2 separate regions of the Homo sapiens genome follow, and region 1 is linked to region 2. The links are chromatin loops, found by intact Hi-C in ENCODE. Cell type or tissue: right lobe of liver. All regions are shown on one strand. Links, peaks and the distances in the headings refer to the core of each region. The heading gives the core; the rest is flanking DNA. Region 1 has its middle 85 kb from the start of LINC02205. Region 2 has its middle 130 kb from the start of LINC02205.

Region 1 (5,372 bases), core at 74-5,073, 44 kb before region 2:
CCATCTTGTGAGTGAGTTAGTATCATGATTGTTTTACATGTGAGGCTCAGAGAGGTTAACTAAAGTGCCCAGGATCACACAGCTAGCAAGTAACAGAGCTGGAATTTGAGCACTGACCATTTGCTCCTTCACTCTCAAGGGCACTGCTGATCACAAGGTTCAGCTGAGCCAGGTATTTTGACCAGGGATATGGGCAGAAGCCAGGAAAGCAGATGAGCCCCACTAAGTGGGAGTTAGGGTGGGGAATGTAGCCCCCAGGAGCTGAGTTCAGCAGGCTACTGGGCAGAGGAGCAGCAGATGTGCCCACTCCCCTCCTGGGGATGGGAAAGCAGGGCTATGCCCTCTTGGTCTGGTGTCTCATGCCCAGAGCTGGGTTTGGGGAGATGGGGACTGATCGCCTCCCACTTTGGAAGGAAAGCTGTTGTGACCATGAGAGCATGCAGTGATGCAGTCATTCCTCAGCGAAGCGGGGTGTCCCTTGGCTGTCTGCCCCTCTGATGTGGAGGAGCTATAGAGACCCAGGGCCCAATCCCAACTGGATGGAGGGGTGATTTGGTACATCACAGACATCCTGGAGCTCTGGGGCCACAAGAGTCCTATACCAACCATCACTCTGCCTCATGGGGGCAAGACAATTAGTGTGGTAGGGAATGCAGTAGAGCAAAATCCAGAGATATGGGCCGAAGGTGAGCTTTGTCATCTCTTCACTGAGTGGCCTTAAGCAGATCAAAGTCACTTTTTGTTTTGGGTCTCTGTGATTCTGCCAGGAAAAGAAAAGGGGAGGTGGCAAATATTGCCTATAAGGAGCATAAAAGACCCCCAGAGGAAGGCAATGCTGGAGGCTGCATTGAGCCCTCTTTCTTCCTTCTGTCTCCAGCAAATGTTCCTTTGACTGCTCAGGGATCACTGTTGGGTTTCCAAAGCTGCATTACCATGTCTCATCTCTCTGAGTCCCAGCCTGGTCTTCTTTGCTTCCGTGTCAGCTGACTTGGCCTTATTGTGTAACCTCCGAAGTCCACACCATGGCTGGCCATGAGGATTGGAGAGGGGCTGAAACTTGCTTCAGGCCCCACCATAGCTGTGGACGGTTGAGTTTTGGAGCCTGGGACTCCTGAATCCCTCTTACAGGGCTATTTAAACTGGAATAATTTTGACTCTCGGGAAGACACTCTCATTTTGGAATCAATGCATTAAACAAACATCAGTGGGGTTACTTGGGAGAAACAGTCTTGACATCAGCCTCCTAAGGATTTTCCTCTCCACTCACAACCCCAAACACTTCCAATGTGTTCTCACCTGTACCCTTTCCACCCATACCATCCTTCCCTGTCCTAGGGTAGATACTACAGTGGCTTACCCCAACATCCACTCTGCCCTCCTTCCTTAATAACAGAGCCTTGACATTTATCTGGGCTCAGAATCATGACTATATTTCCCAGCCTCCTCTCAAACTAGAAGAGGCTATATAATAGGTTCTGTCCAACAAAATGGTAAAAGAACTTAGCCTAAGTTCTTTGTCCCTTTCACTTTACCTTCTTTCTTCCTGGTGTGTGGATTCTGAATGTAGTGGCTGGAGCATAAGCAGCCATATTAAACCACGAGGCAATACACTAAAGATGGTGGAGAAGCAAGATAGAAAGAACCTAGGTCCCTAGCAACTTAATTTCTTTTATATGAGAGTAAAACAAACTTTTGTCTTCTTTCAGCCATTGTTATTTTGGCACTTCTGTTACTCACAGATGAACTCAATTCTAGTTAATAGACTTTCTTCCATACGCTGATTGCTTTTCACCTTTTTATTTAGTATAGTTGTCCCCATCCTTCAAAGCTTTCCCTGATTACTCTCCCCTCCCTTTTTCTGGAGTCTCAGGACATTTCATGTTTGTATAAGTCCTTGATATCCACCCACCAATCTGGCCTTGGTTTCTAAGTTCTGTTTGTTTTGTTCATCTTGGTATCTTATATGCATTATTGCTTTTATTTTATTATAGAGCTGAGATCTGTAGTCTCCTTTATTGTAGAGCTGGGAGCTATAGTCTCCTTTGTATTCCTCTCAAATTCTTTCATTTATTAACTCATTCAAAAATGTTTTTGGAGCACTTTCCATGTGTCAGGTACTATGGTAGGCTCGGGGGACCTTAAAGTTAACAAAACAGAATCACAATCTTTGCCCTCATAGTACAGAGGATTTAGTGGAAGTAAACAGGCTTTGAGCAAATAAGCCACTTACCAAGTGGGATAAGTGCCAAGATGAAAAGTGCCAGGGACGTCTAGTTTAGATCAGGTGCTCAGGGAAAGCCTCTTTAAAGAGACGGCACTTAAGGTGAAATTGAAAGAGGGGGAGAAAGCAGGCAGATGTTGTAGAGGAAAGAGTGCTCCTACCGGAAAGATAGCTTGTGCAAAGACCCTGGGGCAAAAAAGGAGCTATTTAAGGAGATGAAAGAAGGTCAATGTGAGTGGATAGCAAGTGGGGGAATGGAAGGAGAAGAGATCAGAAAAGAAGCCAGGAGCCATATCACACAGGACTATATGAGCCACAGCAAAGAATCTGGATTTTATTCTGCATGCCATCGGAAGGTTTTATGCACCAATTTGGTTAACTATTAGGATTAAGTTCTCCTGCCTATAACCAATAACCAAAGTAACAGTGGCTTAAGCAAGCCTGGAGGAAGGCAGTCCAGGGCTCACATGGAGCCTCCAGGATGCCATTAGGGGTCCAGGCTCTGTTAGCTTTCTGTTCCACATTATCGCATGGCCCTATTCTCAAGTCTTTTCATGACCCGAGATGGCCGTTGGAGCTCCAATCACATCCATATACCAGGCACAAAAAGGAGGAGGCAGAGAGGCCTCCCAGCCCACTCAATCTCCTGCAGAGTTTTCCAGGAGCCCTGCTGAGGGGCTTGCACGGACATCTCATTGGCTACCCTTGGCTGCAGGGAAGCTTGGGAAATGTAGTCCTTTAGCTGCACATTTTACCACCTCCTATAAATTGGAGTTCTGTTAGCAAGAAGGAAGGGTAAACTGGGTGTGGCTAGAATTGGGTTCACAGGAGGCATTTATTAAAAGCCCATTTGTTCCAAAAGCCACACACAACATGGATAAGTCTCACAGAAAAGGTTGAGCAAAAGAAGCCTGATGGGAAAGATTACTGTGATTCCAGTCAAAACTAATCTATGGTGCCAATGGTCAAAGGAGTTACTTGTGGTGGAGGGGTGTCAGTGCCTAGGAGGAGGCATTAGGGAGCCTTCTGGAGAGCTGGAAATGTTCTAGTTCTTGATCTGGGTGGCAGTTATGGGTGGATACTAATATAAAAATTAGTGAGGCATCCATTTAACATTTATGCACCTTATGTATACTGGCTATGCTCCAATAATTTTTAAAAGCATGTTCATTTCAGAATTATCTGTCTTCTAGGAATTAGTCAGAATATGCACACACATTTTTCTATTTCTACTTGTTTGCTTTGTGGAATACTTTAGCATCCCTTTCCTAAGGCCCAGCTTAAGCCTGTCTCCTGCAAAACGTTCTTCAATCCGCTGAGCTGGACATGTCATCTCTCTACCCAGAATGTCCCCAGCTGTATATCCTTTGATAGCATATCAGACCTTGAATGAGCCCCACATCACTTACTCTGAGCACAATGGCTGGCGCATGTTTGTTGAATGAATGAACAACTGTATGACCTCCCCACCGCAACCTAAGCATTGCACATTTTATGTAACAAGCCTTCATTCAGTCAATTCGTTATAACAGGCTCTATGTTCTTGGGGTAGAGAGATAAAGACACCATGAGCCCTGTCCATTATACAACCTGATATTTGAAATAGCATAAGTGTTGACAGATTTTTTAAAAAGTAGTAATAGTAGAGAAAAAGAAATTGTCCTTGATGGATCAAATCCCAAGAGGCTTCCTGGAGGAGCTGCCACTCTGAACCGGATGTTGAAAGTGAATGGGAATTTGCTGCTGGCTAGACATGGTTGGAGAAGGAAGAGGCAGCAGAGAGAATGGTAGTGTGTGCATGCGGGTCTGAGGGCCGAGTGACTTTGCCTAGGAGCGGGGCACAGGCAGCAGCAAGCCCAAGCCATAGCATATCTTCCCTCAGCGTTGGTGTCTGTTTGCCAGAGAAAATGGGACTATGCGGGGCTGGGCAGGCTGGCCCGCCGGGAAGCCTGCTTCCTCCCTCCCTCTCCCCTCCTCTCTGCTTCTCACAAAGTGGTCCTGAAATGACACCGAGAGCAGCTGCTTAAGCAATTTTGCCAATTAATGGGTCTCTGAAATTAAACCGCCTACACAGTCTGGATGAGCCTTCTCCAGGAGGGATTGCAGCAATTGTCTTCATGATAATCAGGCTTGACTTGCCTTCACACACATTAATAAAAAAAGCAAAGGCGTCGAGAGAGATGCCCTTTCGCGGGGAATATCGACAATATCATAATGAGGCTCAGGGAGAAGAATTCTGGGGCATGGCGCTGCATGCTCAAAACCGTTTCCCTCTGGTGGCAAGAGCCAGCTCTGGCTGGAAGCAGCTGGGCTTACAGTGAAGGAATATCAATGCCCGGTAGCCAGGCGGCTAGACCAGCCTGGAGAAAGGAAAGCACAGGCCAGGACATGCTTAGGAAGAGCAATCAGGAGGGCCTCCTGGAGGAATGATCAGGGTGGGAGGGACAAGCCAGTGAGTGCTGAGCACAGGGAACCTCAGCACAGGAGGGCGAGAACCAAAGCACCCAAGCTGCGGCTCTTCAGCCCTCTGCCCCTACACCCTACAAGAGCCAAGGACTTCCCTGCCCTGTTCACACACACCACCAGTTGATCACGCATGCCTTCTCCCCAAGCTGGATGTGACCGTGGAATCCTTCTCAGCACAATATCCTCAATACAACACCCCCAGTAGCCTCTAGCAATTGGTTGGCATGAGAACTCAGGGTGAATCTACTTGCCATCCAGCCTGAGAGTAGTTATGAGTTTGCTTTTGATGTCCCCCAGCCTTCCTTACTTTGCACTCTTTTCACCATGCACAGCCCGCCAGGTTTTCTCCTAACGGACGTCGTATTTTCACAAGGATCAAATGCTGAAGAGATGAAGTTCCAACGGTGGAGATTCAAGAGTGGAGAGCAGAAGTGGGGCTGCAGAGCTACCCAGATCCCAGGAAAAACTACACGTGAGAAAAGGGGACTGACAGCTATTTAATATCTACAAAATCACTACATGGTGCTTCCATCTGTAGTCTTGTTGAACCCCTGTATTCATTCTCCTGATAGGTATTCCCCCCACTTTGCTCACGGTGAGCCTGAGGCTTAGAGAGGTTACATAACTCATCCAAAGCTATGACGAGTAAGTGGTAGAGTTGGGATTGGAATCCAGGTCCACGTGA
Region 2 (5,372 bases), core at 249-5,248:
CACTCCCCCTTTCCCTGTTTGATTTTTATCTGTGACACTTACCACCCCTGATATTCTTTCTATTTTTTTATTTAATTTGTCACTATGTCTAATTTCCAATGTCAGTTCCAAGAGGGCAGAGATGTTTGTTTTGTTGGTTCACTGCTGTGTCTGTGCCATGTAGACCGGTACTTAAAAGGCCCTTGATGCAACAACCTCTCTGAATCTTCCTAACCACCCTGGTGTAGGTGCGACCCTTAATGCCCTCTAAGATGGGCAGAGGGGTAGAGGGACCACACAACACCCGCGGCTGCACCGTCAGTGAGGGAAGGGGCTGGAGGATACGTCCTGTCTCCCTACCAAGTTGCCTCTCTACAGTTGCCTGTGTGTGATTCGGAAAGTAGGAAGAATACTTTTTTCCACACTACAACAGGAGCGGAGGGCAGGAGCACAGCTGCACCACCCCAGAATCTCTCCACTCCCACCTCTCCATCCACGGCTGCTAGCAAGATTATAGCTCATGCAACCATGTCCCAGGGACCCGACAGCCCAGTCCCAGAGCATCAAACATGGGAGAGAGAGTAGGCTTAGAGAGTCCATTCTTCCATTTTATGAATGGGTAAAATGAGGCTAGGGAGGAAAAGAGGGCACTCAACTTGCTTCTAAACATGGAACATTTCAGAGGACTGGACACTCATTTCTGCACCCATTCCTCTGCTCCCCACAATACCCAGTTATTAATTTGCCCCTCCTCATAGCCACAGGTCCATTTTCCCTCCCAGCATGCTTTGTGGTCCAGCCTCCCCTACCCCCAACCCTGCCACTGACATGGGAACAAAATCCCACTTCCACACCCACATCTCTGGGTCTGATGCGGGCCCTGGCTCTAACTCACTGGCTGACCTTGGGAACTTGTTTCCTCATCTGTAAAGGATTTAAGGTTTGCAAGGCCAGTGTCTCTTTTGCTGTGTGTGAGATGCCAGACTCCTGGGTTCACCCATGTAAGCTGGGCCCTCACCCTCTCTGCCCCCGGCCCATGGGCTTGTAGCTAGTTGAAAGCAGCTCTGCCTGACTATGGAGGCCAAGAATTACTTTGCCAGCGAGACATCCAGCTAGCCAGGGGGCGAGGGGCCTGCCCAGAGGAGATGGGTGGAGACTAAGGCTGCAAACACTGCTAGTGAGATGTGCTCACACTCTGGGATATGGCAACTCTTCTCTGAGGTGCTAGGAGGGAAATGGAGTGGCTCCCTCAGCCTCGCCTGGAGCAGGGAGGGGCTGGAGATCTGGGTCCTTGTCTGGGCAACCAAGGAGATGGCAGGAGCACAGCAGTGAATCACAATAGCTGAGTTGAGTGCATGCTTCCTCTGGCAGGCTCTGCTAAGTGCTTTCTGCGCACCAACCCTTAGCCTAGCCTTCTTGGGGTCACGCTGACATCTCTGTTTTACAGATGAGGCAACTGCGGCCCAGGGAAATTAAAGAACTTGCCCTTCTAGATGGCAGGGCAGGGCCCAGATCCAAGGGCGATCTAGCTCCAAAACCAAGCTGGTACTTTTCCATGATGCCACGCTCAGGTGGCTGCCAGCTGCAGTTCGCTGTCTCTCTTCCCTATCATCTTGGGGAAAAGGCTTTTAGCTTTTACCTTTGGTTTCTGCAGCCCAGAATTGTGATTGAACAACGTGATAGGGGAGGCCGGCTAATCTTGCAGGACGGCTGCATTCTAGGATAATAGGAACACATGCACATACCTGCACACAAATGTATACTCATATGCACACATGTATGCAGTACTCCAGTAGCTACACACACACACACACACACACACACACACACACACACACACACACACAGAGCCCTCCATGCTGACCCCACCAACTGTACATGCATACATGTAAACATATACTTGTAGGTGTGGGCACCTGTCCTTGTTTATGCTTATATGTGTGAATGTGCCCACACACGTGCACACATACACATGCCTTGAGCATGCACATATGCTCAGCTCCACGGAGGGTTTAATCTCACACATCTTTCAATATTCCTTTTGAAAGCCCATTCTGCAGTTGCTAGGAAATATGGAGGCAGAAAGAGTTCCATGCCTTTCCTTTTTCTCTTGGATAGGAATTCCCACAACTCCCAGGCTCTGGCAAGCCCTGTCTTCCAGGCTTTCTCTGCACACTCCCCTGCCCCCACAGTGACACTCCCTCTCACCGTCGCTGCCCCCACCCCACCTGTCCGGGGTTCTATTTCTCTGAGCCACCATCAGGCTTCTCCTGTTGGCTTTGAAGGGCAGCAGCAGGGAGGGGAGGTTGGAGGAGGAAGGTGGAGGGAGGGAGCTGGTATTTGGGGCCCACTCAGCTTCTGTGTCCCCGACACTGGCTCTGGCTCAGGCTCTGCCCAGCAGTGTTCTCGTTGGAAACAGCGTTGTTTGACTGTTGCTATCGATTATGGCAAGATTGTGTGTGGCTAAGAGCTCCTCGGAGCCAACTGGTATATTAAGCAATCATTTCTATAGCAGATGACATAACTCCCCCGGCATCAGTTTGTCCTAATGGGCTTGGTATTACTCATGTGCTAATTGATTGGGCACGGAGGGAAGAAAAACTAAATTCACTTGTGAGGCGATTTTATGGCAGAGCTCATAACAGAGGTAATTTGCTGAAAATGTTCAGTCCCGCTTCGGTTATGTAAGATCGTCTGTGTTCCTGTGTTTTATCTCCTCCATGCCGGGCAGGAAGCTGGCCTGGCTGGCTGAGCGCGGGCGAGGCAGACTCCCCCAGGAATCGGGCGCTGACAGCTCGGCCCTTTCCTCCTGCCTTGGAACAGGCAGGCTGTCCTTGGGGAGCGTTGACAATTAGTGCCTTCTGCACAACTTTCTCGCCTCAGGGGTGGCTTTCAAAATATCTCAGCTTCTCCTGTTAAAAAACACCTCTGTCTAAGGGCTAAATAGTTATTTTCGGATCAACCATCTAGTGTTACAAAGCTCTTGTTCAGAAAGGAAAAGGATGAAGGGGGGTTTTTTTTGTTGTTTTTTTTTTTTTTTTTTTTAGAGAAAGTATATTTTGCCTTGAAGAGGGAGGGATGGAGAGGCTTGAAGAGGCTTGGAGAGCCTCCTTCCTTCCCTCCCTCTCCTCCCTTCTACCTCCCCCTCCCTCTCTTCCTTCCTCCCGCCTTCTCTCTCTTCCTCCTCCCCTCCCTCTCTTCCTTCCTCCCGCCTTCTCTCTCTTCCTCCTCCCCTCCCTCTCTGATTCTCTTCCCTCTTCCATCCCTTTCTCCCTCCTTCCTCTTCCCTCTCTTCTTCCCTCCCTTCTCCTCCCTCCCTTCCTGAAGCAGCCTGGCTTACCATTGGCCTCAGCAGGAGTCTTGAGCCCGTGCTTGGCATTTTACTCTAGACTGGCGGCACCATCCCGGAGGGGCAGGACCAGTCCTGCTATTTCTCTTTGTAATGGTTGACTCTCCAGATGTGTGCGGCGGGGGTAAGCTCCGCAGGCTAGGGGTGCCTACCAAGCTAAACCAGGTGTCTGTGCTTAAGTGCTCTCTTGAGACTCCCAGGGCAGGGAGGCTTCTATGAGCTCTGAATCCTGTTTTCAGAAAGGAGGCTGGGCTGCCCTGAGCCATCCTCAGGGATTCCCCAGTCCTGGAGCGTGCTGTGATATGAGGATGTTGGGGAGAGACTCTCTGTGCTGATCTTGGTGGAGGGAGGGTTGTTGACTGTAACTGCAGCCTGAGTCCATAGTAGTGCTTCTTCCTTTTGTTTATGACCTGCATGATCCCTAGTGATTTTTAAGTTCCAATTGGAGCAGCCAGGCTGCTGCCACTCCCTGTAGTGATCCAAGGAGGAAACCAAGATGCCATGTGGTCTCATTTTTTTCTGACAGGGAAACCGAGGTGACATAGCTAGAAAGTGGCAGTATTGGGATGAAAAACCCAGGTAGTCTGGCTGCAGGCTGGTGCTCCCAACCCAAGTGATGGCTTGCCTGTCCACAGAGGAGCAGGCATTAGGCGAGCTCATGGAGGATTAAGTTCTTGGTAAAGTGTTATAGGGGGTGGTCTCTGTGACATGTTAGATTCAGAGATTCTTACCCCATTGGGGCTTGGGACTCTGTGACGATCTGATATAAGCTGTGGAGTCTTCCCAGCTAAATGTACAGATGTGCACAGAGAAACTTTTGCTGACAATTTCAGGGGGTCCTGAAATTAAGCGGTCCATTTTTAGGTGCAGGGATGCTTGGTTAGTAAGCCTTACTTTATCCAGTGTTTTCTACAGCCTGAGTTGGAAGGGGGCAAGGTGAGAGGCAGTTTGAGCTCTATGGGTGAGGGGAAAGGACTTGGCCCATTAGGGTGTCTCAGACCTCTGGAGTGGGTGAAAGGAGGTTTTCCGTGGGAGTTGCAGCATGACTATTGCGGCTGGGCAGGCCAGAGCATGACTCAGCCTTCCTTTGGGCATTTTGGCACCGGCAGGGGTGGGTCTAGTAGGAGCCGCAGCGTGGAGATGGCAGGGGAACACAGTGCACACCAGGATGTCAGGGAGACCGGGAGGGGCGTGTGCGGGGAGGTGGAGGAGGGCACTGATTGTATCTGTGTCTGGATTTCCCCGTCCGTAATTATCCTGATAATTAATAGGTCTACAACACTGGTCTCGGAGCCAAGCTAGGTGAGCAGTGAACAAGGGAACAGAGGGTCTGATTGCTTCACTGTGGCGGGCGGATGGGGCAGCTTTATGAGACAGCAGAGGAGGCAGCCTCCTGGAGGGGGTGTTGCGGGACCTCTGGGCTGCCCCATTCCCAAATCAAAGTGATCTGCTCCACTCCCTGTCTGTTTGAAATTCTGCCATCACAGATGTATTGTCTGGGCCTAGAAGAATATAGTATAGGACACGCGAACGGCCCTGGGAAGGGCACACCTTCAGCTGTTATCAGTGACAAATTCAGTGGGTTTCATTGGACTCCACTCGAGGACAAAAGCAGTTCTCGTGTAGGGAACACTCAGTCTATTTTATAGGATAAAGTGTTGCCCAATAAAATAAAAGTTAAACAAAAATTAAATTGAAAAGCAGTTTTCATGGAGGAAAGTCTAGGGACAGAGTATGGGGGAGGCAGCAGAGACAGGGGCCAACAGCAGGCATGTCGGGGGGTCTAAGCCTGGCCTTGCCTTTCTCCTATTCTGGGACCTTGAGAAGTCCCCTCATGCTCTGTGTGCTCTCCGGGGAATTAAGTTACAATAACTGTGCCTGCTGTTGTTGGAGCATTAAAATAGGTAATGCTTCTAGGGGCTGAGCCCAGAGCCTGGCCCATAGGAAGCACTCACGAAATGGTGGCTTCTTTAATTTGGGAACCAAGAGATTTTACTGGATGTTCCTAGAGGCACAAGAAACCCACTTGGCTGACTCCATAGGT

Evidence for each region. Hi-C counts contacts between places; a loop is a spot of excess contacts. Peaks named below come from ENCODE experiments on the same cell type or tissue, not always from the same donor. Only the 100,000 strongest peaks of a DNase experiment are listed, where the experiment ranks them.
Region 1: it touches region 2 in a loop (2.5-fold over the local background); 2 of 110 quality-filtered maps call a loop at or near these places.

What each region holds. Positions count from the first base shown.
Region 1 is chr15:70,418,150-70,423,521 of GRCh38, reverse strand. No RefSeq gene overlaps it. Among named protein-coding and RNA genes, the nearest start is that of LINC02205, 85 kb to the left of the region's middle. In right lobe of liver, for the core only: no CTCF peak of the experiment used is centred there; a DNase peak (open chromatin) is centred at 2,239; H3K27ac peaks cover 255 bases.
Region 2 is chr15:70,374,348-70,379,719 of GRCh38, reverse strand. No RefSeq gene overlaps it. Among named protein-coding and RNA genes, the nearest start is that of LINC02205, 130 kb to the left of the region's middle. RefSeq lists enhancers at 739-1,238, 1,239-1,740. In right lobe of liver, for the core only: no CTCF peak of the experiment used is centred there; DNase peaks (open chromatin) are centred at 2,419 and 2,749; H3K4me3 peaks cover 811 bases; H3K27ac peaks cover 1,099 bases.